2 separate regions of the Mus musculus genome follow, and region 2 is linked to region 1. A link is a loop called in an ENCODE intact Hi-C map of the cell type or tissue named here. Cell type or tissue: left cerebral cortex. All regions are shown on one strand. Each heading gives the region's core, and the rest is flanking DNA. Links, peaks and the distances in the headings are about the cores only.

Region 1 (15,412 bases), core at 4,366-12,365:
TAAGTGTATATAGTGGACAAATGTATAGCTCTGTATGATGTGTTTATGAAAAGATAAAGGGGGTTATGTTCTATGGAGGTGTGGTAAGGTATGGGGAGGGGGAGGTTGTGTCTCTGTGGGCCCATGCCAAAACATCCCTTCCCCCTGAGGGACCAGCCACATGGATGGTATAGTATAGACTAGAGTTTATTCAGGGCGTGGGGAGGGGAGTCAAGAATATAGTAGAAGCAGAGAAAGGCAGAGAGAGTAGAGAAGTAGAGGAGTAGAGGCCGGCCATGAGTGTGGGGGTGGGGGAGGGGGGAAGGGCTATGGGACAGAGGGAGTAAGAAGGCAAGAGACAGAGGAGGGGACAAGCAGTCCCTTTTATAGTAGGTCAGGCCTACGTGGCTGTTGCCAGGTAACTCTGTGTGTGTGTGGGAGGGGTGTGTGTGTGGGAGCCAGGTAAGTGTGGAGTGGAGCTGAGACAGAATGTTAACACTGTATAAGCCATCTTATGTGGTCATGACTATCCCAGGTTACTTCCCCTTTAGAGATAATGAAATTGAACTTGGGGGCAGTTGATAGGGAAAGCAGGATATCTTTCATCCCAGCTCTGTTCAGAGAGACAGAGGCAGCTTGATCTCTGAGTTTGAGGCCAGTCTGGTCTACATAACTGATTTTCAGGACCAGCTAGGGCTATATGGAGAATCTCAAAACAAAAAACAAAACAAAGCAAAACAGGTCCAAGATGGGCAGTGGTGGCGCACGCCTTTAATCCCAGCACTTGGGAGGCAGAGGCAGGCGGACTTCTGAGTTCAAGGCCAGCCTGGTCTACAGAGTGAGTTCCAGGCCAGCCTGAGCTACACAGAGAAACCCTGTCTTGAAAAACCAAAAACAAACAAACAAACAAAACCAAAACGGGTCCAAGCTGCTTCTTTCAGTTGCATAGCTGTGTAACAAATTACTCCAGAGCTCACTTGGGGCAAGCAGCCATGTGCATGTGGTTGGATTTGGAGAATCAGGATACCTGGGGGGAAGATCTGGTGCCCACTGTACGTGATTGGCTGGCATAGGGTTATTTACTTGAGGTGTCCCATTCACGTGTTAGATGGTTAGACTTGGGGTGGCAGCTTGCTGTGAGCAGGACACCTGGGTAACCTGACATCAAATGAGGAGACCAAGGGTTCCATCCACCAGTGTCCCTGCAGAAGGTGAACACTGCATCGGTTGATGCAATGAGGTCTCACATGGCCTTTGACAGGGTCTCTGGTGTCCAAGAGAGTCAGGAGCCTGCACAGGAGGAGGGAAGCCTTCACTTCCTGATGGAGCTGGCTAGGCGGCCCAAAGCCACCAAGCAGAACCCATTCCCCTATGCTGCTTGCCTTTCCTGGTCTTGCCTCCATTCTCAGCTGTAGCCTGGGCTCTTCCTGCTGCAGGACATGGCCTATCGCAAGCCTGTCAGGCAGTCCCAACCCAGTTTGATATTGAGGTATAGCCATGAGAGAGGCACAGATAAGAGGAGAACTTTGATATTAGGGTGTGCACCCAGTCTTGAGACATTACAAATGGTTGCTCACTGAGGAGTTGTAGCTGATTCTGCCCCATCACCTCCTGTCCAGTCCTCCAAAAAGGTCTTGCCTGGTTACCTCTCACCTGCAGACTCCTAGGTACTGCCGAAAAGAACTGGAAGACCACTTGCCTGCAGATGCCTGCTGTCTGTGGAGAGTGGAGGGGTGTGCTGGAAGGGAGTCTGTGGGACAAGTTGGGACAGCACACTGAGTAGGAACAGGGGATCATTATTCTTGGCAAGAAAGAAAGCTGTAGTGGAGGGGTGGGACTGGAGACAGCAGTGGGTCTTCTTTTTTCTCTACTTTTTCTTCTTAAAGGAATTATCTTTTACTTCTATGGATACGTGTGCCTGCATGAGTTTATATGCAGTATGTATGTGGAGATGCTTGTGTAGGCCAGAGGACATTAGATCCCCTGAAACTAATGTGGTGGTGGGAGGTAGGTGGGAGCCTCCATGCGGGTGCTCAGAACTGAATATGGGTCATCTGCTGGAGCAGTATAAGCTTTCAACTGCTGCTCCATCTCTCCAGCCCCTAAGCAGTGAGTTTTCCATGGTATAAAAAAGACCCCTCCTCCCCACCTTTCAGTGTTTGAGAAGGAAATGAGAGACAACCAGGCTTTGTTTGAGTTTTCATATAGCTCAAGCCAATATGGAAAGTCCTCAGGGGCTCACTGAAACTCTTACAAAGTACAGGGAAATGGCTAGCAAGATTTGGATGTGCCTTTGGGAACGGGGAGAGCCCGTCCTTAGTCTGGCAGCTCTCACGTTCCCCTTACCCTCCAGGTCTCTTCTGTCCCTGGATTCTTCTCCCCTTCTCCCCAAGGAGGTTCTAGCGCCCTCAACTGAGGCTGTGAGCCCAATTCCCACCTGTGAGCCCAGGGCGACACAGCCCCGGAGGGACTCCCTCTTATCACCTGCCTAGGGACTAACCTTTATCTGCAACCATGTGGTTTCCTGTTCACCCCTCCACCAAACTGTCTTCTTGGACCCTGGGTAATCCAGGCATAAAACACTATAAGGAGAGATTTTCTGGCTTTATGTAGTTAGTGGGTCTCTTGCCTTCCACACTCTCTAGCTGAGGCCATGAGAAAGGAGGCGAGGCTAGAATGGGAGCTGCTGCCCATGTACCCACAGCCTGCAACCCTCTCCCTAAGGAGAGTTTGCATGGCCAGGTCTCTGTGCTCAAATGGCTTGGTTTTGCCCTGGACCCTTTCAACTCATCCCAGCTTTGTTTAAATGCCTCTAAGCCCAGCACATCTTCTCTTTGTTATTTCTGATGTCTCTGCCTTTGGGTCCCTATAGCCACTGTCCCTGGTGACTTACACAACAAAGCGAAAGCCCTAAGCTAGACCTCCCTTCTGAACATGAACTACTCAAGAATGGGATTTCTGGAGTTGGTAAAATGGCTCAATGGGTAGAGGTGCACGTCACCAAAAATGACAGCCTGAGTTTGATCCCTGGGACCCATATGGTAGAAAGAGTAACCCCACTGCTGCAGGTTGTCCTCTGACCTCACATGCGCACTGTAGCTCACGCACGTGCACACCCAACAATGACGACGACAATGACAACAACAACAGCAATAGATGAAATTAAATTTGAAAAAAGAATGGACTGTCTTGGCTCCTCTCTTTCTCCTTGGGGCCTGACAGGGCCTGGCATAGAAGTACAGAGCATCAGGTGGAGGTCCTGCTTAGACTCTTCTTGTCCAGTCACGCAGCACAGCCCCTCCCTGCGCTGATACATTCGCATGTGGATTCTCTTCCTAGAAGCCCCTCAAGGTGTTCTTGACCACAACTTGCCAGGAAATTGACAGGCATACCGTCTCCAGGAAAAGTGCTTACCTTCCTGAAGCTTTCATTGTGCAAGGGCCAGCCAGACACTGTTCCCTACCACAAAAGGAGGAGGGAAGCTTGTCAGCGCTGGGGCTTCCCAGAGGTGGGGCCACAAAGGTGTGGCTCCAGCCAAAAAAAAAAAGTGACAAGAGCAAAACCCAGCAGAAATGTGCTTTGTGACTATCACCAGGCACTTGGAAGGAAGAAAAAAAAAAAGAGCAACCATGCCATTTTCTTTAAGAATCAGAAGCTGATCCTTCTAGTGGCCCCTGGCAGACCCTCAGGAACCTGGTCCTACCAGTGTTGTCTCTTATATACAGGAACTCAACAGACATGCAGAATGAGCACACTACCCAAAGATAAATACTCGGATTCTTGTGTCTCCAATTCTAGAAAATACACAATAAGGAGGGAGTTCTTAGCAGCCAGTTGCTCCCACAGAAACCACAGATGCCACTAAAATGAACCTCAGGACAGGGGTTACTTCACTGCCACGTCCTGTGTGGCCACTGACCTGCCCCTGAGCCTGCTGGGCTTGGGAAAGTCCTGTCCCAGTTTCCACTACTGGGCTTGCTGTCTGGTCCCATCCCAGTAAGCTCTACCAGGGCTGGGTAAGGTAGGGTCATGATGTAACTTCACTCTTCATAATAAAAATACCGAGACTTGTACACATGGGTGTCTGATGCTTAGAAGAGATCCTCTGGAGCAATGCCATCACTTCTGATGATGCCACCATTGCTCAGAACAACCTGGAAGCTGCCTTCCCTGCCTTGGGCACATTATTTGGATTATCAGTGGAGGTGGCACACTTTCTGCCTCGGAGGGAGGGTTAGCTCTTTGGAGACACTCAACACAATTTCAGGGCAAGTCTAGCATTGGTGAGTTACAGCAGTGGAACACTATTTTGGGTCAAATATCCAGATGTGACTTGTCTGGTGACTGCTCTCCATTGCCCAGGTATCTTGAGTTGTGCACCTTTAGCAAGGCAGGTGCTAATTTCCTTATGTGGCCTAATATTAGGAATCTCACTTTAGTCTGCTCTCTTCCTTTCTTTCCTTCTTTCCTTCCTTCCTTCCTTCCTTCCTTCCTTCCTTCCTTCCTTCCTTCTTTCTTTCTTTCTTTCTTTCTTTCTTTCTTTCTTTCTTTCTTTCTTTCTTTCTTCCTTCCCTCCCTCTTTCTTTCTTTCTCTTTCTCTCTTTCTCTCTCTCTCTCTCTCTCTCTCTCTCTTTCTTTCTTTCTTTCTTTCTTTCTTTCTTTCTTTCTTTCTTTCTTTCTTTCTTTCTTTCTTTCTTTCTTTCTTTCTTTCTTTCTTTCTTTCCAAGACAGGGTTTCTCAGTGTGAGCAGTCCTGGCTGTACAAAGCCCAGCTTTGTAGACCAGGCCAGCCTTGAACCTGCCTCTGCCTCCCAAGCACTAGGATTGAAGGTGTGTGCTACCATGTCTGGCTAGTCTGTTCTTTTCCTAGAAGACAGATATGACTTTGGATACGGATTCCTCCTCCTCTCTTCCTCTTTTAAGAGTCTATCTTGAAGCCAGGTGTGATGGCCCATGCTTTCAATACCCGCTGAGGCATACTGAGGCATACTCTCTGTGAGTTCCAGGTAGCTTATCTATATAGCAGATTCCTGGCCAGCCACACATACAACAATGAGACCTTATCTAAAACAAACAAGCAAGCAAGCAAACAAACAAACAATGCTTCAGGCTGCACATTTTCGGATGGGTCACGACAGCTAATCTCATCCTTGGGGAAAAAAAGGAGTTGTTAGGAGGGGATGAACCAATGGATGAATGAAAGCCCTGTCTTGACTTTGCCAATACCAAGTAAATGGATTTGTATACAATTGCTGGTTATTCCTTTATGCGATGTAATTCTTTTCCCATAAGGGGCCCTCTTTACATTTGTAACTACCCCATGTACTTGGGAGGTGGAGGCAGTAGCCATTCAAGGCTCTGCTCTGCTACACAGGGACCTGAGCTCCATGAGATGCTGTCTTAAAAAATAAAGTTAGAGCTCTTAGAACTTGGCCCAACCATCACTACTTGTAGACACTGAGCTTGCACCTCCAAGGAGGGGCGTGAGATTCAGGATTTTACCATGGGCAAGTGCTGAGAGTCCCTAAGAAAGTCAGAGACAGCCCCAGAATATAAGACAGTAACTGAGAACACCGCTAATAGCAGCATCTACACTGGTTTCATCCATCCTTCGGTGCCTCTGCACAATCTAGCACAAACACCTCACTGCATGTCAGGATAACATTCTGGACATTGGCATTTTATAAGGTCTCATCGCTTTACTTTGGAGAGACAATGGCAATGGAACTTGGGGCCTCAAATTGCCCCTAGGGAGAAAGGGGCAAGCACTCTTGTGTTGAGTGGTAGCCTAGCCTTTGTTGATTTTCTCTTAAGGAAGATGGGTAGGGAAAGGGAGGAACCGGTGAAAATAATATCAGTAATGCCACTCGTTTGACTAAGCCTGGGTTTAGTCACCACTGGTCTGTCTTCTTGAATGCAGGTTAGTAGTTGAGTCTTATGACTCAAGCTCAGCTGCTTTCAGACCGGCTTTGGGGACCTCTCCATGCTGGAGCCTGTCTACCACCAGCTAGCAGGGCCACTACCCCAGGAAATGGGCCCCTCCTTCCCTACCTTCTGTCCCCACCCTGACAGTCAGCTGGATCATGTACAAGACACCACCTCCCGAGGGTTTGGGCAGGAATTGGAATGTGGGTGGGTTGGTGCCATACATACATAGGCAGTTGTGATAGAGCCAGAGTAGTTTATAATTTGGAATGGTCTCCTGGTCTTCCTGACCAAGACCTGCGCTCTTCTTCCCAGGTAAGGTTTCCAAAACTAAAACACTATGATTATCTCCCATCACAGAGATAAAGATGCTAATTGAACGCTTGGGGCTGTATGTTCTTTGACTGGTCAAAACAGCTAATCTGGTCCTTGGGGAAGAAAAGGGTTGTTAGGAGGGGATCCCATACCCTTCTCCTGCTCTGCATGGTACCTTGTGACTGCTCCAGGATTATATAAAACTAAGGAAGAGCAGGGTGCCCAAGAGAAGAGTGAAATGCCCATCCCATCGTTGTATGGACAGCTTGCTTGATGCTTTTGTGGCTCTTGTTTCTTTCTGCAGAAGCCATGATTCAGGGAGAAGTGAATCACTCGTTCTTTCATTCACTCATTCAACAAATATCTATGGACTATGACCCAGGCTTGGAAGTGTGTACTAAGGTTTTTCCTCCCAGGACTTTGTGGTTGTAAAAGACCCTTGGGTACATGAGACCAAGGCTTGCACAAAACTGCACAACAGTTTGGGAGTGGAGCTGGGTTGTGGATTTTCTCTAGGGACCTCTGGAGAAAAGCCAGTGGGGTTTGTTTGTTTGACTTTGTTTTGTGATAGGGTCTCACTATGTAGCCGTGGTTGGTCTGGAACTCTTTGTAGACTATACTGGTCTCAAACTTAAGAGATTTAGCTGGTCAGAGAAGGAACATACCTTTAATCCCAGCATTCTTGAGGCAGAGGCAGGTAGAGTTCCACTAAAGCCAGGGCTAAACTGAGAGGCCAGGTCTCAAAAACAAACCACCCAAACCAAACAAAAAACAAATAAACAAAAGCCTGCCTCTGCCTGAGTACTGGGATTAAAGGTGTGGGTCATCTGGCCCTGCTCAGGCCCTTGAAAAGCTTCAAGTTTTTTCCTTTGCTGTGATTCAAGTTAGTTTTTTGGTACTGCTATGGTATCTCAACGTCTGGGCTGGGAGAGGGGTTTTAACTGAGAATTAACAAACCATTAACATCGTATACATAGTATACATAGTAACAAATTGTAGTGTTCGTGTGTTTTTCCAATACTGAATATGTAAGTCAGTCCCACTTGTTCTTTAACAATGTAACTTTGGTGGATACAAATTTACTGCCCAGACTCTGTTCGCATTCAGGCTTCTCAAAGTTGTAGCTACCCTGAAAGACAGAATAAGAGAGACAGCTGGTGGCTGTCCACCACCTCTTACCTTGTCCCTAACACGCCTTTCAATACGACCCTTGCTTAGATAGAAGGCGTACTTAGCATGCAACTGATGCCTAACATCTAGTTGGAAGCCACCAACATAACACGGAGTGGCCGGGTCAGCCTCCGCGGGCTTGTCTCTCAGCAAGCTTTCAGGCTTAGGCATACAGGGTCGTGATGCAGGGTCAGTCTGCGCCACCAAGTCTAGTCTATGTGGCCGGCGCACAGCTCACGGCCCATCCATCCTCCGCTTGCATCTGCGATACGCCTGCCCCGCTAGGGAATACCACCCCCTGAATGGAAAGCCGAGGAAGAATTTTGCTAGTCTTCCAGGTCTGGGTTCAGCCGTTAGGACCTGGAGAGGGGGAAGAGATTGTGTGCCTAGGCGGAGAGGTAGGGGGCGAGAGACTGGCGACCAGGTACATGTGCGCATGCACCAGCCGACTCCCGCCCGCTGCCCATAGGGCCCTGCGGCATGCTGGCAGCCAGGACTGGTGATGTGGTGCGCGTGCGCAGGCCTGCCGCAGGGCGTGTCCGACACGAGGCCCGGCGGGGAGCGCGGGGCGTATGGGCGGGTGGGTGGGCACGCGCTGCGCCCCGCCCCACTGACGCGCCCGGCCCGCGTCCCCCGCCTCCGGCGCCGGGACCCGGGTTGGCCGCCACGGAGTCCCCGCCCCTCCCCCGCGCCTCCCGGCCGGAACCGATCGCGGCTGGTTTGAGCTGGTGCGTCTCCATGACGACGTGCTCGGCGTATAAGTAGCGGCGCGTCGCACCGTCGGGCTTTGTCAGTCCCTGCAGCCGCCACCGCCGGCCGCCCTCAGCCAGCAGCTCGGCGCCACCTCCGGTCGGCGTCTGCGGCGGGCTCGACGAGGCGGCTGACGGGGCGGCGGCGGCGGGCGGACGGACGGACGGACGGGCGCTCCTCGGGGTTTGGCGGCGGCGCCTCCATGGGTCAGGCCAGCCGGGCCACCGTGCTGTGAGGTGAGCGGGACGCGGGAGGGATGTGCGGCCACGTGTCGCGAGGCCCGGACTGCGGCCGCCGGCAGGGGACACGTGGCCCGGGACCGGTGACCTTGCGAGCCGCCGCCCTGAAGGCAGCTGCTCCTGGACCTCGGCTGCAAGCCCTCGGATCCCCCCATGGGAGCCCTCTTCGCGTCAGCCGGACTCAGCGCTCCACTTGCCCGGGTGATGATGGAGGGCAAGCCCGCGGCAGGTGCAGGGGAGCGCGGCCGCGAGCAGCGGTCCTGCAGTTAGTTTCCTGCTGCTTTCTTTAGTTTCACTACGTGTACAGAGCAGAGGCGATGACCCGGAGTGGAAGTTGGTAGACCAAATTTAGTCTGGGAGTCACTGCTAATGAATACCCACCAGCTGTGACTTGGAATTAGAACTCCTTGAATGACTTAGTGGTTTAGGGGAAAACGGGTTCCCGGCTGTCCCGGAAACCCTACTCAGAATCCTCAATAACTGGAAAAAGTGTGGGGGGCAGAGCCTGTCAGGAATGTCTGGGAGAGGACAAAGAATGTAGTGGTTTGTTTTATTCAAACCTAAGATCGGGCAGACTTTGACTGATTGGAATTCTTTTCTGTTTTAATTGGCTTATATCTTCCAGAGTTACCTTCTTGTGCTAATTGTCTGACACGATTTAGCTACTTCCCATACCAAAATGTGTTAGTAACATTTTTCTTTCAGATCTTATCTATTATATTATTTAGGCAAAGCTACAGAAAGGCAAAACAGTATCTCAAAGCTTTTCGTGTTTAAACCGGAAGGTTGCCTGGAAAATACTTAAGACCTAAAATTACAAAGTTACTGCCAAAGCCCATTCATCAGTTGTAAATGATATACAACGAGTTGGCTGGCTCTCTTCTCTAGTCTTAACTTAGGAGAGGTTTAGGCAGCTAACGGAAGTTGACATTGCCAAAAGTCTCGTTAAATTAAGGCTTAACATGTTTAACCATGCATGGATTTGGATTTATGGCAGGCTCTTCCCCGTGGGCCTCTCATAGTGTCCCATGCTAGAGCAAATTGTGGCTCCTAACCATTGCCCAGCCTCCGTGCCTGTAGGCTGCAGGCACTGAAGTGGGTCACACAACGGAAAAAAACGAGTTTTACTTGGCCACTTGCTGTTGTCCATTTCATAAGGCCCAGACAGAAGCTTTTATTAAGAGTGGTGACCTTGCTTATTTTTGTTAGTCATAAAGTTGACCAAAAATGCCTTCCATATGGTTATTATCCATAACTAAGTGGATATTAGAAGGCATTTGAGGACAGTCAGGATCCCAGAAGTGCTCATTTTGTTAGGCAATATAGGCTTTGGGATACTGGTGTCTCATAATAGTAACTAACAATATCCTGTTGATTTGAAGAGTTTGGGTTTTTGTTTTGTTTTGTTTTGTTTTGTTTTAATGCTAGTACTGCATGAAAGTTCCTTATGGAAAATTTTGATGGATTGTTCACTGAGTTTGAGTGCTCTAGATAGATGATAATGACTGTATTCACTTAAGATCATTCAGCATAACAAAGTGGGAAGGAATAAGATATTTTCAGGGCTGCATGTAGTTACTGTAATGCCATTTGAAGTTTCTGAAGACCTGGAACGGCTCAGAAATGAAGCCATGTAATACAGTAATATTGCCAGAGTTAATGGGCTGTATGCAGATATGCTTCTGAGACACATTCTGTTTTGGAGAGATGTCCCATATGTATAGAGTTGTGGCATTCAGTTTTGAACAGTGGAATCTGTTTGGGGAGGGTGGTGTCTATTCACCTAGGCCCTGGGATTCCCACCCACAGTTCTTCCTGTACTGGCTACTTTATTTCACCTGTTTACTCTGGTGTATGGTTGCAGCGTGTAACCTTTAATGGTAAGATTCCAAGGGAGATCACATCTTGTGTTTCTATTCACTAGTGTTTCCACCACTCCAAGAAGGCAGCATTCAGAGTTCTTGGCTAAGTCGACCTTGTGAGGAGCTGGTGATAATTTGATTCCATCTCCAGGTTCCCTGTGTAAGTATCGGTTTACTTGTGGATTTGTGCTGGAGCATTGCTACGACTTTGAGTGTGTTCCCGCTCACTTGCGGCTTCCCCTGTTTCAGAAGCACATCGAGAACCATGAGCAGCTTTACTAAGGACGAGTTTGACTGCCACATCCTTGATGAAGGCTTTACTGCTAAGGACATTCTGGACCAAAAAATCAATGAAGTCTCTTCCTCTGTAAGTACGGGAAGCCCACGGAAGGCCGCAACTCTGCTGAGAGCTCCTAGCACCATACATGAGCCTGTCTTGCCAGAGAATCTAGAATGTGACTGTGGACTGTCTAGTGGTTGGTCATGCCATGTCAGTGACTGCTAACAGGGATAGAATTTGATTAAGGAAGGGAAAAGGGTTTTCAGTGTGGCCAGCTGCTGGACAGCTAATGAGGTCCCTGAACCTGTTCTCATTCCAGGACGATAAGGATGCGTTCTATGTTGCGGACCTCGGAGACATTCTAAAGAAGCATCTGAGGTGGCTAAAAGCTCTTCCCCGCGTCACTCCCTTTTACGCAGTCAAGTGTAACGATAGCAGAGCCATAGTGAGCACCCTAGCTGCCATTGGGACAGGATTTGACTGTGCAAGCAAGGTAAGACTGCTCACCCCGCCCCAAGGAGGCATCAGTTGTGTTAATAAGTGTTATTAATAAGCTGAGGTGCACATGACAACTTCATGTGCTTTTGTTTGTCAGACTTGGTCTGTATAGAGCCCAACACTGCTCTTCTCTTTCAGACTGAAATACAGTTGGTGCAGGGGCTTGGGGTGCCTGCAGAGAGGGTTATCTATGCAAATCCTTGTAAACAAGTCTCTCAAATCAAGTATGCTGCCAGTAACGGAGTCCAGATGATGACTTTTGACAGTGAAATTGAATTGATGAAAGTCGCCAGAGCACATCCAAAGGCAAAGTGAGTCTTCTGATAGAGCACAAAAGGCCGGGCCTTGTTGGGCAGACTCATATCTTGGTTCATTTATTTATTCCTATACATAGTAGAACTAGGCTAAACCCTGTGTCAGACAAGCAGCAGCACCTACACGTAGGCTCCTGAGCGGATGAGCATTATAGAGCACTTACACAGTGTACTTCCACCTAGGTTGGTTCTACGGATTGCCACTGATGATTCCAAAGCTGTCTGTCGCCTCAGTGTTAAGTTTGGTGCCACACTCAAAACCAGCAGGCTTCTCTTGGAACGGGCAAAAGAGCTAAATATTGACGTCATTGGTGTGAGGTGAGATCTCAGTGATGTCATTACAGGCTGAGACATGAAATTTTAAGGCCCTTTCTCTTCCTGAGAACTAGTGAAAGACCAGCTTCCTGTTTGTATTTCAGCTTCCATGTGGGCAGTGGATGTACTGATCCTGAGACCTTCGTTCAGGCAGTGTCGGATGCCCGCTGTGTGTTTGACATGGCAGTGAGTACACGGGACTTGTTCAAGGGGAGGGAGGGGCTGTCTGAGATAATTAGAGTCTAGACTTTGTCTCTTGGGGAAGCCTTCTGCATGACAGATTTTAAACCCATCTGTCGTGTGCATTTAAACTCTGGCAATTTGACTTGAATTTTCTTGGTTCTAGACAGAAGTTGGTTTCAGCATGCATCTGCTTGATATTGGTGGTGGCTTTCCTGGATCTGAAGATACAAAGCTTAAATTTGAAGAGGTAATTACAGCATTCATTATTAATTAATGACCTACAGAGGGTATTTTATATCTAGTAGGTTCCATTTTGGTGTTTTTACTGATATTAAAAGGTGCCAAACAAACAAGTGGCCTGGCGCTGCAATCCCATTGACTGGTGTACGGTAGCCTAGGCTGGCCCTGAACTCCCTGAACTTCAGTTCTGTCTCAGTTTGTACTGTCATCCCTGTCTCCCATATATTTTTAATGTCTCCTAGGAAATGAAGCCATTGTTTAGTGCTTGTGTTATATTTGTACAATTATGTGAGCTAGGCAGGGTGGAAGGAGGTTTATCTTGGCATGCATTATTTGTTAACAGAATTATTTCAGCGTTTGTCCCTCTTTTGTAATTTATTTTGTGCTGTTTAATAAAAATATTCATAATGTGTTGGAACAATTGAGAGGGGAATAGGCAATGGTGTGCAGACTGGTTTCCAGGGAGAGGGGTGTTGGTGTTGCCTGGTGACAGACCTGCTGGGTCATGTCCTGTTCCTTACACACTGCATAACATGGCTGCTCCCTTCTCTCCCTCTTAGATCACCAGTGTAATCAACCCAGCTCTGGACAAGTACTTCCCATCAGACTCTGGAGTGAGAATCATAGCTGAGCCAGGCAGATACTATGTCGCATCAGCTTTCACGCTTGCAGTCAACATCATTGCCAAAAAAACCGTGTGGAAGGAGCAGCCCGGCTCTGACGGTATGTGGTGGCAGGGTGAGTCATGTAGGGTAACTGGAAGTTGATATGCTGGGTGGTAATTAGGGTGATCTGTTTTTCTAGATGAAGATGAGTCAAATGAACAAACCTTCATGTATTATGTGAATGATGGAGTATATGGATCATTTAACTGCATTCTTTATGATCATGCCCATGTGAAGGCCCTGCTGCAGAAGGTAAGTTCTGAGCATGCTCTTTAGCAGTGAGAATGGTGGACAGGATTCGGGGCTATTAAAGAACAATGTCTTCTTCATTCAGAGACCCAAGCCAGACGAGAAGTATTACTCATCCAGCATCTGGGGACCAACATGTGATGGCCTTGATCGGATCGTGGAGCGCTGTAACCTGCCTGAAATGCATGTGGGTGATTGGATGCTGTTTGAGAACATGGGTGCATACACTGTTGCTGCTGCTTCTACTTTCAATGGGTTCCAGAGGCCAAACATCTACTATGTAATGTCACGGCCAATGTGGTGAGTGAGATTGGTTTTGCTTGTTTGGTGGTGGAATATTTGCCAACCAGGAGCCAGAAGCTATCCCTGGTTCTATCCCTGGTGCATACATACACACATACTATGGGGAAAACAATATGTGCTGAAGGGGAGGGATCACTTGAGTGAGGGCCTTGATAGAATAATAACTTGCTTGCCTGTCTCAAGAAAAGGACTGAACTTGTACTTTGGTTTTTGTCTTTTTGATATAAGAAATTATTTTTGTACCTTGATCTAAATACAGATAAATGGAAGGGAGTTCTCCAATAATACTGTTTGCTTACAGATTCTTATACTAGGAAAGGTCTTAGAACTAAAAGCAATTAGATCCTTTGCAACTAAAATGTTAATTAATGCAACTAAAGTATTCAGCTGGCATTTGTGACCTGTGGTGCATTGGGTTGTTTCCTGGTGATGTAGTGACAAGGGTGAGGTCTCAGGAGACCTCTTGGGAGGCTGCCCAAATTTGGAGACACTTGGGTTTTGAATATATGTACCTCTTTGTTTTCAGGCAACTCATGAAGCAGATCCAGAGCCATGGCTTCCCGCCGGAGGTGGAGGAGCAGGATGATGGCACGCTGCCCATGTCTTGTGCCCAGGAGAGCGGGATGGACCGTCACCCTGCAGCCTGTGCTTCTGCTAGGATCAATGTGTAGATGCCATTCTTGTAGCTCTTGCCTGCAAGTTTAGCTTGTGTTAAGGCATTTGGGGGGACCATTTAACTTACTGCTAGTTTGGGATGTCTTTGTGAGAGTAGGGTTGGCACCAATGCAGTATGGAAGGCTAGGAGATGGGGGGTCACACTTACTGTGTTCCTATGGAAACTTTGAATATTTGTATTACATGGATTTTTATTCACTTTTCAGACATGATACTAACGTGTGCCCCTCAGCTGCTGAGCAAGCGTTTGTAGCTTGTACATTGGCAGAATGGGCCAGAAGCTTATGTTGTGACCCATTGTGAAAATAAAGTATCTTGAAATAACTGGGCATCAGGGAATGTTTGCAAGTATCCTTAAAGAAGGCACCAACATCTGCACAGGCTGCTGTGTCATGGAGAGACCCACTGCCTGTGGATCTGAAGGTTGGGCTAGCCCCGCATAGCACAGAGGAGAGGTGGATGGCACAAGGCTGTGCCCTCTCTGTACAGCATCAGTCTGCTTAGCCCATCCCAAGTGTGCAGTTGGCTGAGAACTTTGTTGCCCAGAGTCTGTTGGTGAGGAATGTCACCTGCCTAGTGACCGGTTGGCATGGCCACTTCCTAGGGAGGTCATCTGAAGTCCTTGCCTGCAGAAACCCTGACTGTTCCCTCAACCCTTGACTCCCAATTGCATCACCACCTAGTAACAGTTGGGAGTATCATACAACATCGGCAGTCAACTTCCTGTAATAAATTCAACAACAGCAACTACTGTGTTGTAAATCTTTACCCTGACCTTTTAGATTATAGTTTACACACACACCTATTGCCTCCCCAAAGTATGCCAGACTCTTAAACTAGTTAGCATTGAAAACCTGTAGGTCAGGAGGAAGGGCAGTCATATCCTGTGATCCCAGCACTGGGAGACACCAGTGTGGGCTACATATAGGCTCTATTTCAAGCAGAAGTGGCTGAGTAAAACTGCTGACCTGTCATGGAGAGACTCACTGCCTGTGGATCTGAAGGTTGAACTACCTGCACCTCAACAGCTGCTTCCTCTCCAGGGTTTCCTTTCCCAGGCACGGGGCTTTATTTGCTAAGAACTTTCTTGGGAGCCACAAATAGTGGCTGGAGTTGGAAGATCTGAAGTGAAGCTGCTGTGTCCTATGCTGTGCCAGTAGGCTCAGGTGGAAATGTTATAGGGTTGAAGGCTCCCACCCCAGGCCTTGGTTATTGGTAGTTTGTATAGCTGGGGAAACCAGGTCTCCAGCTCCTGGCAGCAATACATTTTCTAAAGACTAAGTTCCAATCTAAAGGCTCAAACTGAAATGGCTAGAAGCCAGCATGGAATTCACAGGAAAGTACAACTCAGTTTTTGCTATTTTGAAGTAGGGCCCCAATATGCTGGCCTAGAATTTGTTTTGTAGATCATGCTGCCCTCAAATTGATGTGTGTCTACATGTGTGTATGTA
Region 2 (15,412 bases), core at 3,363-11,362, 120 kb before region 1:
GCGGGTCAGACAGCATAGCAAAGGCCTCTTAACAAAAGTGATGTTTAATTAATTTGTTGGTTTTGAGAAAGTTTTGTTAGGAAGCCCAGGATGCTTCAAGCTCCTTCTCCTTCCTTGCATCACGTTTGAGGCTTACAGAGCCTCTGGTTAACACCCAGATCAAGGGCTGGGGGATTCAATTTTGGTAAAGTGTTTGCTGTTCCAGTGTGAGGGCCTGAATTTGATTCCCAGCACCCATGCAAAAGAACTAGATGCAGTTGTTCATGCCTGGAACAGACTGATCCTGGAACTTGGCCAGTCAGTCTAGCCAAATCTGCAAAAACCAAGATCAGTAGGAAATCATGTCTCAAGAAAAAAGAAGAAGCTGGGTGTAGTGGCATACACCTTTAATCCCAGCATTCAGGCAGCAAAGGCAGGAGAATTACAAGTTCAAGGCCAACCTAGACTCCTAGGAAATCCCAAGGCTGTACAGAAAGACCCTGTCTCAAAAGTAATTTATTAATTAATTAATTTTAAAAAATGGAGAGTAATTGAAAAAGGTACTCAATTTTGGCCACCAGCCTCTGCGTACATGTGCGTACACACACACACAGACAAACATAGCAAACCTTACCTAGTTCAGTTACCTGATTATTGGAAATTTACTCAGAATTTTGCTTGAAATATTAAGTCCTTTACAACTGAATGGAGAGATAGAAGATGAGTAGAGTAGTCAAATACAGGGAGATAGGAAAAGTGGTGGCTGCCAGGGCCTTAGAGACAGGAGAGAGGAGCACCTTTTAGTGGGTGCCGAGCTTCGGTGGGACGCCAAGCATGCCCTGGAGATGCTGTGCAGCATGTAATATGCGTGCTGCTCCCAGGCTGTCCACCTCACATGGTGTATATGGCTCTGTTCTAAATGTTCACCAGCCTGAAAGCGCATCAGCCCTCAGAAAAGTGGTACTGTTTTGAACTATTTTCAGTTGTCAAGTATCAAAGTGCATCTTCCCTTTGAGACTCTGTAAGCAGAGCATTGAGATAACACTGGACACTCTGAGTGATCTTGGAGAGAAGAGTTGGGATGCCCTTGGGAGCAGCTGGTTGGGCCAGAGACATTCCGCAGAGCCAATACTACTGTGCCTCTTGAGCTTTCTTCTCCAGCACTCAGTTTTCCATTCAGGAACAGGGATTTTTACAAAGTCCAGGGGAAGAAAGGTGGGGTGGGGAAGGCATCAGTGTTGCTGCTGGAGTTCAAACATGTCTTTTCTCATCTTCACACTTCTGTCGCTTATCTAGCACAGCGATGGTGAGCTGCTCCTTCTCCTTAGAACCAAGGAGCACATGTGTTCCAGTTAGCAAAAGGTGTGCTATAAAGAAGCTAGTGGCAGCCGGGCGTGGTGGTGCATGCCTTTAATCCCAGCACTTGGGAGGCAGAGGCAGGCAGATTTCTGGTCTACAAAGTGAGTTCCAGGACAGCCAGGGCTACACAGAGAAACCCTGTCTCGAAAAACCAAAAAAAAAAAAAAAAAAAAAAAAAAAAAGAAGCTAGTGGGGGAGAGAGAGAGAGAGAGAGAGAGAGAGAGAGAGAGAGAGAGAGAGAGAGAGAGAGTGTCATGGATAGAGTTTTTTCTGAGGCAGCCATTTGGTTAGTTTTGGTTTTTTAGAGACAAGAGTCACTCTACAGAGAGCCCAAGCTGGCTTAACCATAGCTCAGGCTGGAATGTGTTTTTACCTACGTGAGTGGAATTGCAGTCATGTTGCCGCTCTGTCCTTAGCCTTTAGAGAAACTGCTAAATAGCTTTGCAGGGTGGGCACACCATAGCTGTGCAACTTGCTTTGTCCAGGATTACTCTCAGACCACTGCTGCAGACTGCTTTTATTGTTTATTTTCTGTTGCATTTGTCTTGCTTCGTGCGCTCCCAGCTAGTGCTTGGAATGGAATAGACACTGGAAGGACAGCCTGTCAGCTGCCCCTTCAGGTCTTCTCAAGAAAACCTCATGTCCTGGTAAACGCTGGTAGGAAGCGGCAGTGATTGTGTTCAGTGTAGCCATAGGAGTTAGGCCACTTTGGGGGGTGGAGGATGGCTGAGCTTGAGAACAGTCTTCCTGTGGGCTGGAGCTGGATAGTCACGTGACAAACAAGCAGGAGAAAAGTTTGTAGTTAGGGGCTAAAGAGATGGCTCAGAAGTTAAGAGCATCTGTTGGCTTTTTGGTTTTTTGTTGCTTTCAACAAATAGGGTTCAGTTCCCAGCACCAACATGGTGGTTCACAAACATCTGAAACGCCAATTCCAGGGGATCTGATGCCCTCTTCTGACCTCCACAGAACCAGGCCCACACATGATACATATATATGAAGATGAAACACTCATATACATAAAACACAGTTTTAAAATACTTTTAGGGTTTTTAAAAATTCTTATTTAGTAGAGCAGAAGAAATGGCTCCATGGAAGAGAGTGCTTGCTGTTCTTTCAAAGAGCCTGAGTTTACTTCCAGCACTGACATCAGAAGGCTCACAGCCACGTGTAAGTCCAGCTCCCAGAGAACCTGCCTCCCTCTTCCAGCTTCACTCTCGTACAGCACACACTCATGCAGATTGTTCCGGTAATTTAAAAAATTTTAAGAGTAAACATCAGGTCTAGCAAGGTGCCTGAATGGGTAAAGACACTTGCTGGCAACCTAAGTTTGGTCCTAGATCCCTCATGGTGGAATGAAAGAGCTGGCTACTAGAGGCTGTCTGACTACCCACAAATGCTCCTTCTCTGCACTAAATAAACAAAATGCAGTAAACAAGAAATAAACAGCAGCTGAGGGAATCCCTGCAGCGAAGCACAGTCGGTGGGAAAAACAGTCGCTATGAGAAGAGCTGGGGAGGTTACTTAGCTTGCTTCTTAAAGGGCTAACCCAGTGGGGCTGGCTAGCACTGGCAAAAGCAGTTTACCGAGTGCTAGTCTTGACTGGATTATTGTGGTAAATCCTGGGCTTGCAGATTTTAATACAGCTTAGTAAAGCATTGAACCATTATCCTTTAGAGACCTGAAATAACTCCTTATGTTTATCCCATGAGTCACCACAAGGCAGTCCAGGAAAGACAGCAACAAAATGGGATGTATTGTGTTTAAATATTCACTCAGACTTGCCCAGCTTGGAAATTATTTTTGTAGCAGAGAAAGTAAACAGTCAATAGTCAGCAGGTTTTAGATAAATACACATGTCCATCAACACAAATTTTCATGCTTTACACGTTGCTGTGTTTGTGAGTTATTTACCCACTTATCAGCTTCCCCACCCCCTATCCATTCATCAAGCATCCAAGGAATGCCTGGTATGAATGAACTAAGACCCTCCTAGACGCTGAGGACAGGAAGGACACATGTCTGTTACTCCTAGCCTAGCAGATATCCTCTGATCAGAGAGGTGTGGAAGGGAGAAAAGAAAGAAAGGGGCTTGATTTAGGGAAAACTCAGGAAACCGTTTGTGAGAGTCCTGTTGGAACTGGTCTTTTGAAAGGTAGAGTGCTGAGCATTCAGTGGGGTGTGGACAAGTCCCAGCAGACCCCTGGAAAGCCATGGAGAACTGTCCAGCTGAGATTAACATCATCGGACCTGTCCTCAGCAGTCCCTCCCTCAGTAACACAAACACCTTGTGTAACGATACTGCGTGTTCATCGGAGAATTAAGTCATAGAAGCAGAAGAGGCCCCTGTTCAGAAACCCATGGTCAAGTCTCTCAGCTTTAGACCAATGGTATGAAAGAGACTGTACTTCCAAGGAGCCACTCAGACTGTCAAAGAGAGTCTGAGAAGAGATAGAGCTGTCCCTCATACCCAGAAAGGTCCATGTGCCTAGACCCTACCCAAGGCCAGGGGCAAGAGGAGCTTACAGACTCAGAGCCAGGTTATTACCCAAAAGGCTGTGTGAAGGTAGGGGAGGCAGACACCAACTCTAACAGTGGCTCCTGATTTAAACCCCGAAGCAGAATGGAACAGTTGAGGGTAGCACTGAAATGTCCAGCATGTTCCCTGTGAAGTGAAGCAAATCTGACATTCAAAGCATAGAGCTGGAATTGCAGCTTGTGTTCATAAGGTGTCTTCTTGGTGGTGTCCCAGTGGACACATGGAGCCCTAAGGCTGGGCTTGTGGTATGTGTTCATTTGAGAGATGCTAGCCCTTTTGTATGATGTGCAAGGCTACAGAATACTGAGGACATGTTTAGTAAGAAATAGAATCCCAGGGAAAACATGTTTGTTGAGTCAGATAAATGCCATACATCTGGTTAGTTGAGTGTGCTGAGAGATTGAAACATCACATTTTTGACTGCTTAATTGATCACCCTCACTGGAGCTTATGAAGCACCACTTGCAAACTAGCAATATTGAGAGTATTTGAAACTTTTATAGGAAAAGCAAAGTTTTGTCAGTTATTTAAAAGATGCACTTATTTAGTGTGTATGTATATGTGCTTACCTGAGTTTATGTGCATGAAGTATGTGCAGATACCCTGGAGTTTTAGACAGATGTGGTCTCTGATGTGTGCTGGGAATCAGACTGGGTCCTCGGCAAGGACAGAGATGTTCTTAGCCAGTGGCCCCAGCACTGGTGATTTAGGAGTACCTAGTGTTAAAACGTGAAACACTAAAGCACTGTTTATATTTTATGTTTGGATTCCATTTACCATGTAACTAGAATCTGTTCTGGGGAACATTGAGGTCCGTTGCCTTCTGCTTTTTAGCTTGCCTTCCCCTGCAGAGGGATTAAAAAACTGGTTGAAGAGTGATTTTTTTTTAATTAAATGTTGCTAATTAAAGAAATTATAACGTATGTGTGTATTTTAAGCCTCAAAGAAGTAAGTCGTTCTCCTTTCCTGGGGCAGCTAATAAATAACTCATTTGATTTTTTTTCCCCCTTGTAGTTTATGCCCATTTTCTTTTTTATATTAAGGTATCCTTACTAATCGTTTAGGCTCTTCCCTTTATGTTCTACCCTGGATAGCTGGGTGTTTCAGCTCCTAATCTTAATTCCTGTGTCTTCTCTTTGTAATCAGCATAATGTTTTTTTAACTTGTCCTGCTTATATTTTTTTTTCCTGAAATACGTAATTGTACCAACTAGAAAGTGTCTGAAGTGACCTGAAGCCTGGGCTCGAGGGGATAAGGAGGGCCTGAAGTAAAGGAAGCCAGCCCATCCCCTACCTGCCTGCTTCCCTGCATCCTGTCCCATGTGCTGCTGCACTGTGTCTGTCCTGCATCTTCTCTCTGACCAGTCACACTCAAGCAGCAGACGATGACCTGCCGGGTAGCAGCCACACACTGATGTTCAAAGGGAGGGGAGGGGAGCTTGCTTTAATGTAGAAGTCTGCACACCATCCGAGCTGTCTCTGATCTTCTGCCATGGCTCGTCCTAACACTCAGCTTGCCTCTCTGAGCAGCCTAGACAGAACAAGTTTTTACAGGTACAGGAGGAGAGAACATTGGGAGAAAGGCAGTTATGTGCCCTAGTGTGGAGGAAGTCGGGGTGTTCTTAAAGAGTAGTAATTTCCCACAATTGACTTGAAAAGTCTTTTACTTCCCAAATTAAGGTGCTCTGTGGCCCACTTTGTCTCGGTGGCTCCATAGTTCAGAATTCCTGCTAACTTTGAAGCTCGACGTTTCGAGCTGTAAAAAGAGCAGCCGTGACCAGGTTGAGGAGTCTGCCTAGATGGACAGCCTGCTGCACCAGTCAGCTCGTGCCTCACTTTTGAGTTTTTTAAAAAATTGCAACTAGATTTTAATTCCTTCCAGTTTGTCATATGGAAGCTTGTCACTGGGAACACTTGATGGACATGTCTCCTGAAGAGATGTGTATAAATCTGTGGTCTCACACACACCTGAAAAGCAAACTCCCTCCTGGAACCCTGGCTTTAGACTTGATCCACATACAGCCTGGAGCAAGTCATTTAACATTTACCTCCCTTTTGCCATCTATAAAGGATAAATACTTCTGTCTCAGGGATGTTGAAAGGATTAATTAGTTAGTCTGTAAAGAACTTTGAAGATGAAAAGTGCTTTAAAAGTGCTTCTTAATAACGTGATCGCCTAGAAAAGAGCACCACTTTTCTGCTAACCACTCATGCCTCAGACTATGTAACGAAGGTGTGCTTAGCACGCTACAGGTAGCTATAAAGTGCAGTGAACTTCTCATGGTGTGAACATCAAACCTTGGCTTTAAAATCTCAAAGGAACTTCATTGTGTAGTAGCTCCCTCAAGAGCAGGGATCCACTTGCAATCAGTCACAGAGATTATTCCAGGGGACAGAGGATGCCTCTCACAAACTGCCCTGCTCCTTGTTTTATCAGGTTTTTAGTAGGGACTTTAAGAGGTCCTCAGTGGGGTCTCTCAAGGGAAGGTGGGAGATGGAATGGGCCTTGAGCTTTTATTTTATTTTTGTGCACTCACTTGGTTTGAAAAGGAAGAAAGAGAACTGCAAGGGAAACAGCACTCTTCCTTTCTGGTTCCCTCTGCTGTGCTCTGGAGCAGGCAGACTAGGAAGGCTAAAGCAGATTGCTTAGAATTCAAGACCAGCTTGCACTATAAAGAAAAAAGTCTTTGTCTTAGTATAGATGCAGCACGCGCGCGCACATACACACACACACACACACACACACACACACACGCTCTCTCCCCAGCATTGGAAGCACATAAGGATTTTTCAGTATAAAGAAGAAAATTACAGATCAACCAACAGTTAGGGAGATAGCCATTGTATAAAGAACCTAGAATAGTTTAGAAAACCTCATCAAGAAGTAAATTGAGATTCAATTCTGGAACAGAGTGTCAAAACCTTAAGATACCAGCAGACATCTCAATGGAAAGAAATCAGGTAGAATTTGCTCAGTATGTAAATTGTTTCTGTTCCCGGTCAGTGTGGACAGAATTTGTGTTCGGTTGTCCATGCAGAAGATGGGGATTGACTAAGGTTGATGAAGAAAAACTAAAGGTGTCAGAGACCCCCTGTGACTGGAAACTCGACTTGCACCCAGTTCCTTGTAGGAGGTGAACAAGGGACTGCATGGCCACCCACCTCGCTGGTTTAAATATAGAGTGACCTAGAATCACCATCGCTGCAAACTACCCCAGGAGAACACAGGCCAGAAACATTGCTCCTTGCATTTTAGCTCCAGAATTATAATCCAGTGAGCTAAGTGGCAGCCATTGAGGTTGAGGTCCTCAACTATTGAATTAGTTAGTGTTTTTGTCAGCCACTGTTTTTACAGTGTGCTTATGGAAAATGACAGTTTGAGGGCAGCTGACTCTGGGCTCTGCTAGACAAGGGTTACTGTTTATCATGTGCATGAAAGACTTGTTCATATGATCAGTCCTAATTAAACCTTATTCCAAATAGTCAATCAAAGCATGTTAATGAATATGTTGTTCTTTTAACCTCCTACAGCAAAACTCTGGAAGATCGTTTGAAACTTGAAGCAAAACATGGGACATTGAATGTATCGGACACCACTGTTGGCAGCAAGCAGTTGACATTTACTCTCAAGAGGGTGAGTAGTTCCATGACTTTATTTTTAATTCACACAGAAAAGCTCTAGGTATGTGTATGGCTTTGGGACCTCTCTCCCAAGCTCTTCTCATTGAGAAAGCTGTGTTCCCTACTCCAGTGTTTCCTATAGCCAGAGCCCCAGCTGGGTGACAGCTACAGAAAAACAGTCAAGGGGGAAAAGCCTCATGCTGGAGGCAGCCCTGCTTGGTAACCTATGTTCCTCTGGGTCTCTCTGGCCCATCGTACAACCTAGCTACACAAGAGCTCTGTCTGAGGGAACAAGGAAGGGGATAAACACACCCAGTACTTACCTAGAAAGGACTACCAAGAGACTTGCCCAGATAAAGTCATTTCCCAGGGTGATTTCTCAGTCAGTGATAATCTGTTTTAAATTGTCTTGAAGATGCTTTTCCTTCTCCCCTCCCCTCCTCTCCCCTCTCCCCTCCCCTCCCCTCCCCTCCTCTCCTCCCTCCCTGCCTCCTTTTCTCTCTCTCTCTCTCTCTCTCTCTCTCTCTCTCTCTCTCTCTCTCTCTTTTAGATTTTTGGCAAAGGTGGGGTTTCTCTGTGTGTATCTCTGGCTGTCCTGTAACTCACTCCGTAGACCAGACTGGCCTCAAACTGAGAGACCCACCAGCCTCTGCCTCCCAAGAGCTGGGATTACAGGTGTGCACCACCACTGCCCGGCAAAGATCTATTTCTTATGCGCACTGTAGTGCTAATGCCTTTTGCACATTGTGGGAGGGACTAAGTTGCTTAAGTATCTGCCATTAACTAACAACTAAAATGACAGGTGTCTTTTCTCAAAAAGATAATTTTCTCTTTCTCAGTCAGATTCCTCAACAAAGTCATCAAGTACAAAAAGGGTGTCTGCAAAAGTGATTGCCATTCCCTATGGCTGCTTCTCTAAACTGACATGCCACTTACGTGCCATAAAATCCCTCGAGGTTTTCTTTTTCTCAATATACACAGGAGGAGCTCTGTGTTTCACACAAGAACACACACTTAGCAGTGTGGTTCTTGCAGTGTTCTAAAACTCTGTCAGTCTGTAATGTATTCTCAGAATTTTAAGCTAAAACCACTTGATACATTAGCCTTTTTCTCCTGAAATCAAATGAGCAGAGTATGACTTGTCAACACAAGGCTTATTGTGTAACAGGGCTTTTTGTTAGCTTTGTTATCTGTAATCTATAAGGGGCAAGTTTGTGTCACCTTTGAAACAGGATCCATCTCTAGGAACAGATCCACAGTTTCTCTGTGTGGCTCTGCCCGACAGACCGCAGGGCAGCACTGCTCCTATTCCATAACCATAGCCCCTGTAGCCCGGTGAGGCAGGCACAAGCCTGAGCCGTCTGAGCTGCTCACTGGTCAGTTCTTTCCGTGAAGTTGGAAAACTCGACAGAAAAGGGTCACTCCCTCATGCTCTCTTTTCTTTTTCTCTCCTACCGCTTACTAGCGGTTCCCCAGGCCAATGCACATGCAGGTAACACTACTGCTGAACTCCATCCCCACACTCAACAAGCCAATCAGTGCTTTCTAGTATGTTCAGTAGATCTGTAACCGTCCCACTCGAAGCTTTTGTCTCAGAGCTGGGGAGATAGCTCAGTGGGAGGATGCTGGTCACAGGCCTGGCTCTGGCAGTGAGAAGACGCAGTCATTTCCACGCCACAGAACTTTCAAGTCAGAATGCACAAAGTTGAATGTCATTTTGTAAATTTGTAGTAAAATGAAAAGATGGGGAGATACCCTGAGACTTGCTTGAAGTGACATCAGAGCTGAATCAACTGTAGGCTTCAGAACCCTTTGGGAGAATATGCTATGTCAATTAATGCTTGATTTATGAGTTTTATTACTTGATTGGCATGCTCTTAACTATTTAGTATATCACTGTTAAATATATATTTAGAAACATGTTTGTGTATTTGTTTATAGACGTTTCCCTTTGCTCTATGTTTATTGTATATGATACACTGAGGCAAAATCGTGGAGTTGCCCAGGATGTCTGTAGGTGCTTTCTACAGTGCCAGTAGAATTCACAGGGAGAATGTGTGTATGTCTCCACAGCTAGCGTCTGTCCTCTCCCCTGCCCCACGAGGGCTGTAGGCTGCAGCTGCACAGGAACAAGGAGAAAGAGGAAAGCTGACTTGGAAAAGAGCTAATTGCCCTGTAAATCTTGATGAGTGGGTGACACAGTGGCATGGTCTCCCAGCGCAGCCTTGGGGAGAGAGGCTAATGATAGACCTTGTGTGTGGGGAGCTTTGTCCACAGAACAATAGAGGCCTCTTCCCAGCTCCTCTGGCAGCTCTTGGCCTGGAGAAGGCTGAGAAGCTGTCCAGAGCTGCCCACAGTCCTGCTTCATACTGTAACAACAGGCCCACACTCCAAAAATCCTTAGAGCTCCCAGCATTCTGTCTATCTGGATTCAGCACATCTAAAGACATGCATTTTAGCTGGGCAGTGGTGGCACACGCCTTTAATCCCAACACTTGGGAGGCAGAGACAGGTGGATCTCTGAGTTTGAGGCCAGCCTGGTCTACAGAGTGAGTTCCAGAATAGCCAGGGCTACACAGAGAAACCCTGTCTTGAAAAACAAAACAAACAAAAAACAAGACATGCATTTTAGAAGCCAGACCTGGTAGTGCATACCCACAACCCTAATCTGCTCTTGGGGCTGAAGCAGGAAGATGATGAGTGTGAAGGTAGTCTAGCGATGCAGACACTGTGGAGGGTGGGGAGGATTAAGGGGAACTTATTAATATGTAGGGCAGAATATGCTCCCCCCTCTTCTGCCCCTGCCCCCCCCCCAAGTTCTCACTGAAACAAACGCAGAGCCTCATTCATCAGAATTAAATAGTTGTGCTAACTCTGTGAGGGTCTTGATGATGTGCAGTTTAGTCTCCAGGGCAGTGTAGTCCCTAGGTGCCAGAGTCTCCCTGTTAACACAGGAAACCAGTGCAGTGCTCTGACTGGCTGCGAGGCTCAGCCCATTCTCTCTGCTAAGGAAATAGGGCAAATGACACATTTACCAAATTAGCCCAAAGTAAGTGCTCTGGTGGAGGAAGTGCCTGTGAGCTCATGGCAAAGAGTCTAAGCAGTGTGTTAGGAAGCAGAGGCCTGACATACAGTATTTTCTATATATTTGTGTGTGTCCGTGCATGGGTGCCATGTCATGCATGTGGAGGTTAGAGGGCAACTTGAGTTAGTTATTTCTCTCTTCTACCATTTGGCCCCCCCAGGTGATCAATTTCAGATCACCAGGCTTGGTGGCAGATACCTTCACCTACTGAGCCACCTCACCAGCCTGACGTAATGTTGACCATAGGAGTGAACCAGGAAGATGTGGTTACATCTCCATCCCCTACTCCACCCAGTGAGAAAGGGACCCTGGAATTGCAGAGGGAGGCTGCCACCTGAATCGGAAGGGCATACTGGGCAGGGTTTATTTTGAAAATGCACAGGATATATTGGTCATCAGAAATGGACCTGGAGTAATATAGGAACCCAAGCTACCAGAATGCAGAGATGGGCCCTTTGTGGGCTCACCATATCGTCCCACACCCTCTCTTTAAACTCAGATGGTTTTTTCAAGAGGGAAACACTGGTGAATATCTATCTGCATTTTATCCAAGTGTGCTAAAGCTCCAAGTGCCAACAGCAAGTATTGGTATGGATTTCAGACTCCTTAGCTCCTCTATTCAGGAGGTTCTGCACTGATTGTCTGCTGAGAGTGGGGGTGCCACTGGAAAGAAAGTGGGATCTGGGAGCATTGCCACCTCTCAAGCAAATGAAGATAGAAAACTCATGTGGAGACCATCCCTGCCAGACTGCCAGGGGTCAATAATAGCAAGTCTGTTCTTCCCCTCCTTCCCTTCCTCTCCCCTCTTTCTCTCTCCCTCCCTAGCATCCAAAAGCTCTTTGGAGCCAGCCCTAATGAGTTATCTAATCAGGTGTAGGTCATAATGCACTTTAATATGTGTGTGATAAAAAACACGTTTGATATGCATTTGATAAAATGCAACATTTTTTGTTTGTCTTTAAGTCTGTGAATGAATTCAGAGTTTCAGTGTGCAAGCAGAAGTAGGCATGAGTCCTCTTAGAGCATCCCGGTGTGCGGACACTTCCCGGTGTGCGGACAGACACTTCCCGGTGTGTGGACAGACACTTCCCGGTGTGTGTGTTCTTTTTGCCCAGGGATTCAGAATTTCTCCTTTGACAGTGAAAATTGTTCTTTGTCCAACTCCTGCCGCCACCAGGACGTGATGCTGAGCTGCACAGTGTTGGTCGCAGGACTGTGTGTCTGGCAGCCTTTGCTCCTCCCTGAGGGTTATAGCAGACCCTTTCCTCTACTCACCTCACTTTCTTTTAGTCTGAACAGCAAAAGAAGCAACAGGAGGCTGAAAAACTGCATCGTCAGGAAAGGAAAAATCTGCGCAGGTCGGCCAGCCACCTGAGGTCCAGACCCAGAAGAGGCCGGCCCTTTCACTGACCAAAGAAATGTGCCCACGAGCAACTAGACGCTGTGCTTCTCCCCATGGATTCTCACAAGGGCATCACACCCAGGCTCCGTGTAGATGTGTGTGCATGGTGCTGGTGGTCTGACTGGCCCACTACCCACCTGGAGAAGTCCCTGGCCCTGGGTGCTTTTTCCAAGTGGCTGCCCCTTTCTCTCTCCCCCTCCCCCGCCCCCCTTAAATCTTGTCTTCTCCCCTGCTGATGATCAGGCATCATTTCAGATATTGGAAAGGCCTCCATGAAGTGAAAAGTTCACCCTCTACTGGAAACAGGACATTATCATGCTGTAAGAATGGCTTGGGTTAGCCCAGCCGTGGTGGCGCACGCCTTTGATCCCAGCACTTGGGAGGCAGAGGCAGGCGGATTTCTGAGTTCGAGGCCAGCCTGGTCTACAGAGTGAGTTCCAGGACAGCCAGAGCTACACAGAGAAAACCTGTCTGGAACCCCCCCCCCCCAAAAAAAAGAATGGTTTGGGGTTTTTTGTTTTGTTTTGTTTTGTTTTTTTGTCATTTGTTTATTTGAGACTTGAGTCAGGGTTTCTCCGTGTAGCTCTGGGTGTCCTGGAATTCAATCTGTGGCCTTGAACTCATAGAGATCCACTTGCCTCTGCCTCCTGAGTGCTGAAGTTAAAGGGATGCACCACCAGGCCCAGCCAGAGTGTCTGTCCCCACTGTCTTCTGCCCCTCAGGACTGAGTCACATGATGACTGCTGAGTGGCCCTGTTTATGTGCATGAGTATGTTGGCAGGCTGACTGGCTTGCTTATATTCCTTTGTATAGTTTTTAAGCTATTTTTATATCAAGGGTATAAATTAATAAATAATAAGTGAACGCTACTGGCTATTTGTTTAGCTTATCACAAAATTACGTAGTTATTTTCTGATGAAGTACTATTTGATACAGGCAGCGCCTATAAAAGGAGATGCTTTTCTTTGGACATTTTCTCTGAGGAAGACTCCTGCCTGTGGAAATTTAAAATTCACTTTAGCTTCCATACTTTGGAGTTTCTCATGTAAACAAATAGAATGGGAGCTCGTTAGGCTGTACCTATGGTGAGTCCACAAGGCAGGACACATTAGTTAGCAGTCAGTGTTGTTGGACCCTTGTCTCTTTAGCCTGTGATGTGTACTCAAGAACTTTCTGACTGTTGGTACATGAATCTGCACATGCGCATGCACGCACCCACGTACCCACGCGCACACACACTCCTACCTCTTTATTAACTATTAAGCAGATCCCTCCTGGGGCTGTGAGCCCCTGGTGCCCTCTCTTCCCTTTCTCAAAGTTTCCCATTTTAAAATTGTTGTGCATGCTGGTATCCCACTCTGTCATTTTTCTGTGTTTATATCAGTTGCTTTTGTACACCTATCACCAAAATAATCAATATGGACTTAAGGGATTCATCTTGGCTCTTAGTTTCAGAGGGTGTCAGGGTGTGCAGATGCTGTTCACATCACTACAGGCCAGGAAATGGAAACCCAGACAGGGCCTTAAAGGGCTTGTCTGAGCAACCTGTGGTTGACCTCTGCCAGCTAGCCTTCACCTCAAAGAACATCCCCACACATCCTAACTACTATCTGGGGACAGATGTTTAAGTTAGAGGCCTGTGGGAGACATTTCAGGCTCAAACCCTAACCTGTGATTGCTCGTTACCAGCACTAGGATGTGGCTTTGTCCAGTCCTGCCAGCAGCTGTCCTTCCCGGTGAGACTTAGGAGCTAGTGTGAGAAGTGTAGCACCAAAGCTGGGCACCAGGCCCTGGAGGACTGGGGTTCCTGAGTGATGTGTGCTCTTCTGCTCCAGATCCCTCTCAAAGCTTTAGTATCCCAATCCCAATGCCTAAATCTTCTGTTTCAAGTATTTTCATCAGTAACCTTTGAAGGAAGCAGACATGCTGGGAGGGGCAGGATTAACACAGGGCAGACAGCAGAAAATACAGGCCCAGGGGTGCGGGACTTAGAAGGGCTTCTGGGAAGAAGATTGAGTTCAGATCCTTTCCTCAGAATCCTCCCCTGGTTCTCTTCTCATCCAGTAACATCCTGAGTCCCTGAAGGACCCTGCCTGGCACAGACTCCTTTGTTTGCTGTCACCACACTGACCTTCCTCTTTCTAGAACATTCCGGGCATTCCCTCAGCTCCCCACGCTCCCCCAGGCCTCTCAAGTTACTTTCTCTCCTGTCTGGTCAATTCTGCCCCATTTACATTGTCACATCCCAGTGTCAGCATGTGTTTACAAATGGTACTCCATTTAATATGCTTTCAAAACGTCACCACGGGGACCACAGAGTCTTCTTGAGTGGAAGAAGAAAACCAAATACAGTAAATCATATCTGACCTATACATGAGTATCCATGCTCATATACTCATGCACACACATGTGCACACACACAAATAAGTATAGCATAAATTTAGAACCTTACTATGGAAAGTGTCGGGTACACACAAGAATGGATGGGGAACAGTCGAGTAGACCAGCATGCCCCAGCAGTGTGCAACGTGCTCACGGTGAGTTCTCAGCTAGCTTGTCCAGTGTCAGCTCCTGTTTCCAGAATGCCAACTCAATAAGGACTAGGGGGAATGTTTTAATCAGTATGTTTTGTTTGTAGCTGTGTATCTTAATCTCTCGAACAATGCCTACCACATCATGCAATGTTTATTTAAGCCGTTATGGGGTGCCCACCAGAGAAAACCACTCAGACGTAGTCCATAGCTGCCAATGGTGACTGCACTCAGGTCTTTGAGGCCCAGTACAGCACCAAGCTTTTAGCATAAGGGGTTTTTAAGGCAAAACCACATCCTGGTATCTCACTTGGCAGCTGCAGGGAAAGAGCTGTACAAGCAAGCAGTATAACAGAAGCCAAGGTAAATTAGCTGGAGCATCTTGACCTCTTAGAGTTGGTAATTATTTCCCACAGGATTCTCCATGGAGGAGAGCAAATTCTAGTTAAACCTAAAGTGGCCTCAGCAAGAAGACAAGCTAGAGGAACGCTGTGTTCTCCTGCCCTGTCACAAATGACTGAGTGGGATGGAATTGAACATTCAACTTTCTACTTTTTTTTTAATTAGGTATTTTCCTCATTTACATTTCCAATGCTATCCCAAAAGTCCCCCATACCCTCCCCCCACCCCCCTACCCACCCACTCCCACTTTTTGGCCCTGGCGTTCCCCTGTACTGGGGCATAGAAAGTTTGCAAGTCCAATGGGCCTCTCTTTCCAGTGATGGCCAACTAGGCCATCTTTTGATACATATGCAGCTAGAGACACGAGCTCTGGGGAACTGGTTCGTTCATAATGTTGTTCCACCTATAGGGTTGCAGATCTCTTTAGCTCCTTGGGTGCTTTCTCTAGCTCCTCCATTGGGGGCCCTGTGATCCGTCCAATAGCTGACTGTGAGCATC

What was found. Peaks named below come from ENCODE experiments on the same cell type or tissue, not always from the same donor. Only the 100,000 strongest peaks of a DNase experiment are listed, where the experiment ranks them.
Region 2: a loop joins it to region 1, with 3 times the contacts of the local background. A loop is called at or near these places in 4 of 42 quality-filtered maps.

What each region holds. Positions count from the first base shown.
Region 1 is chr12:17,536,795-17,552,206 of GRCm38, forward strand. It overlaps Odc1 (ornithine decarboxylase, structural 1), which reads left to right and starts at 8,079. Exons shown (of 12, transcript NM_013614.2): 1 at 8,079-8,374; 2 at 10,302-10,399; 3 at 10,489-10,606; 4 at 10,839-11,012; 5 at 11,156-11,328; 6 at 11,515-11,649; 7 at 11,751-11,832; 8 at 11,993-12,076; 9 at 12,630-12,792; 10 at 12,874-12,986; 11 at 13,069-13,283; 12 at 13,813-14,708. The coding sequence starts at 10,505. The coding sequence ends at 13,957. Gm22748 (a small nucleolar RNA gene) reads left to right here and starts at 9,352; the gene lies at 9,352-9,487. In left cerebral cortex, for the core only: a CTCF peak has its summit at 7,794; a DNase peak (open chromatin) is centred at 7,968; H3K4me3 peaks cover 2,208 bases; H3K27ac peaks cover 1,638 bases.
Region 2 is chr12:17,417,246-17,432,657 of GRCm38, forward strand. It overlaps Nol10 (nucleolar protein 10), which reads left to right. Exons shown (of 21, transcript NM_001008421.1): 20 at 7,405-7,507; 21 at 11,870-12,850. The coding sequence ends at 11,989. Among named protein-coding and RNA genes, the nearest start is that of Gm36752, 12 kb to the right of the region's middle. In left cerebral cortex, for the core only: no CTCF peak of the experiment used is centred there; DNase peaks (open chromatin) are centred at 6,565, 7,041 and 9,710; H3K27ac peaks cover 524 bases.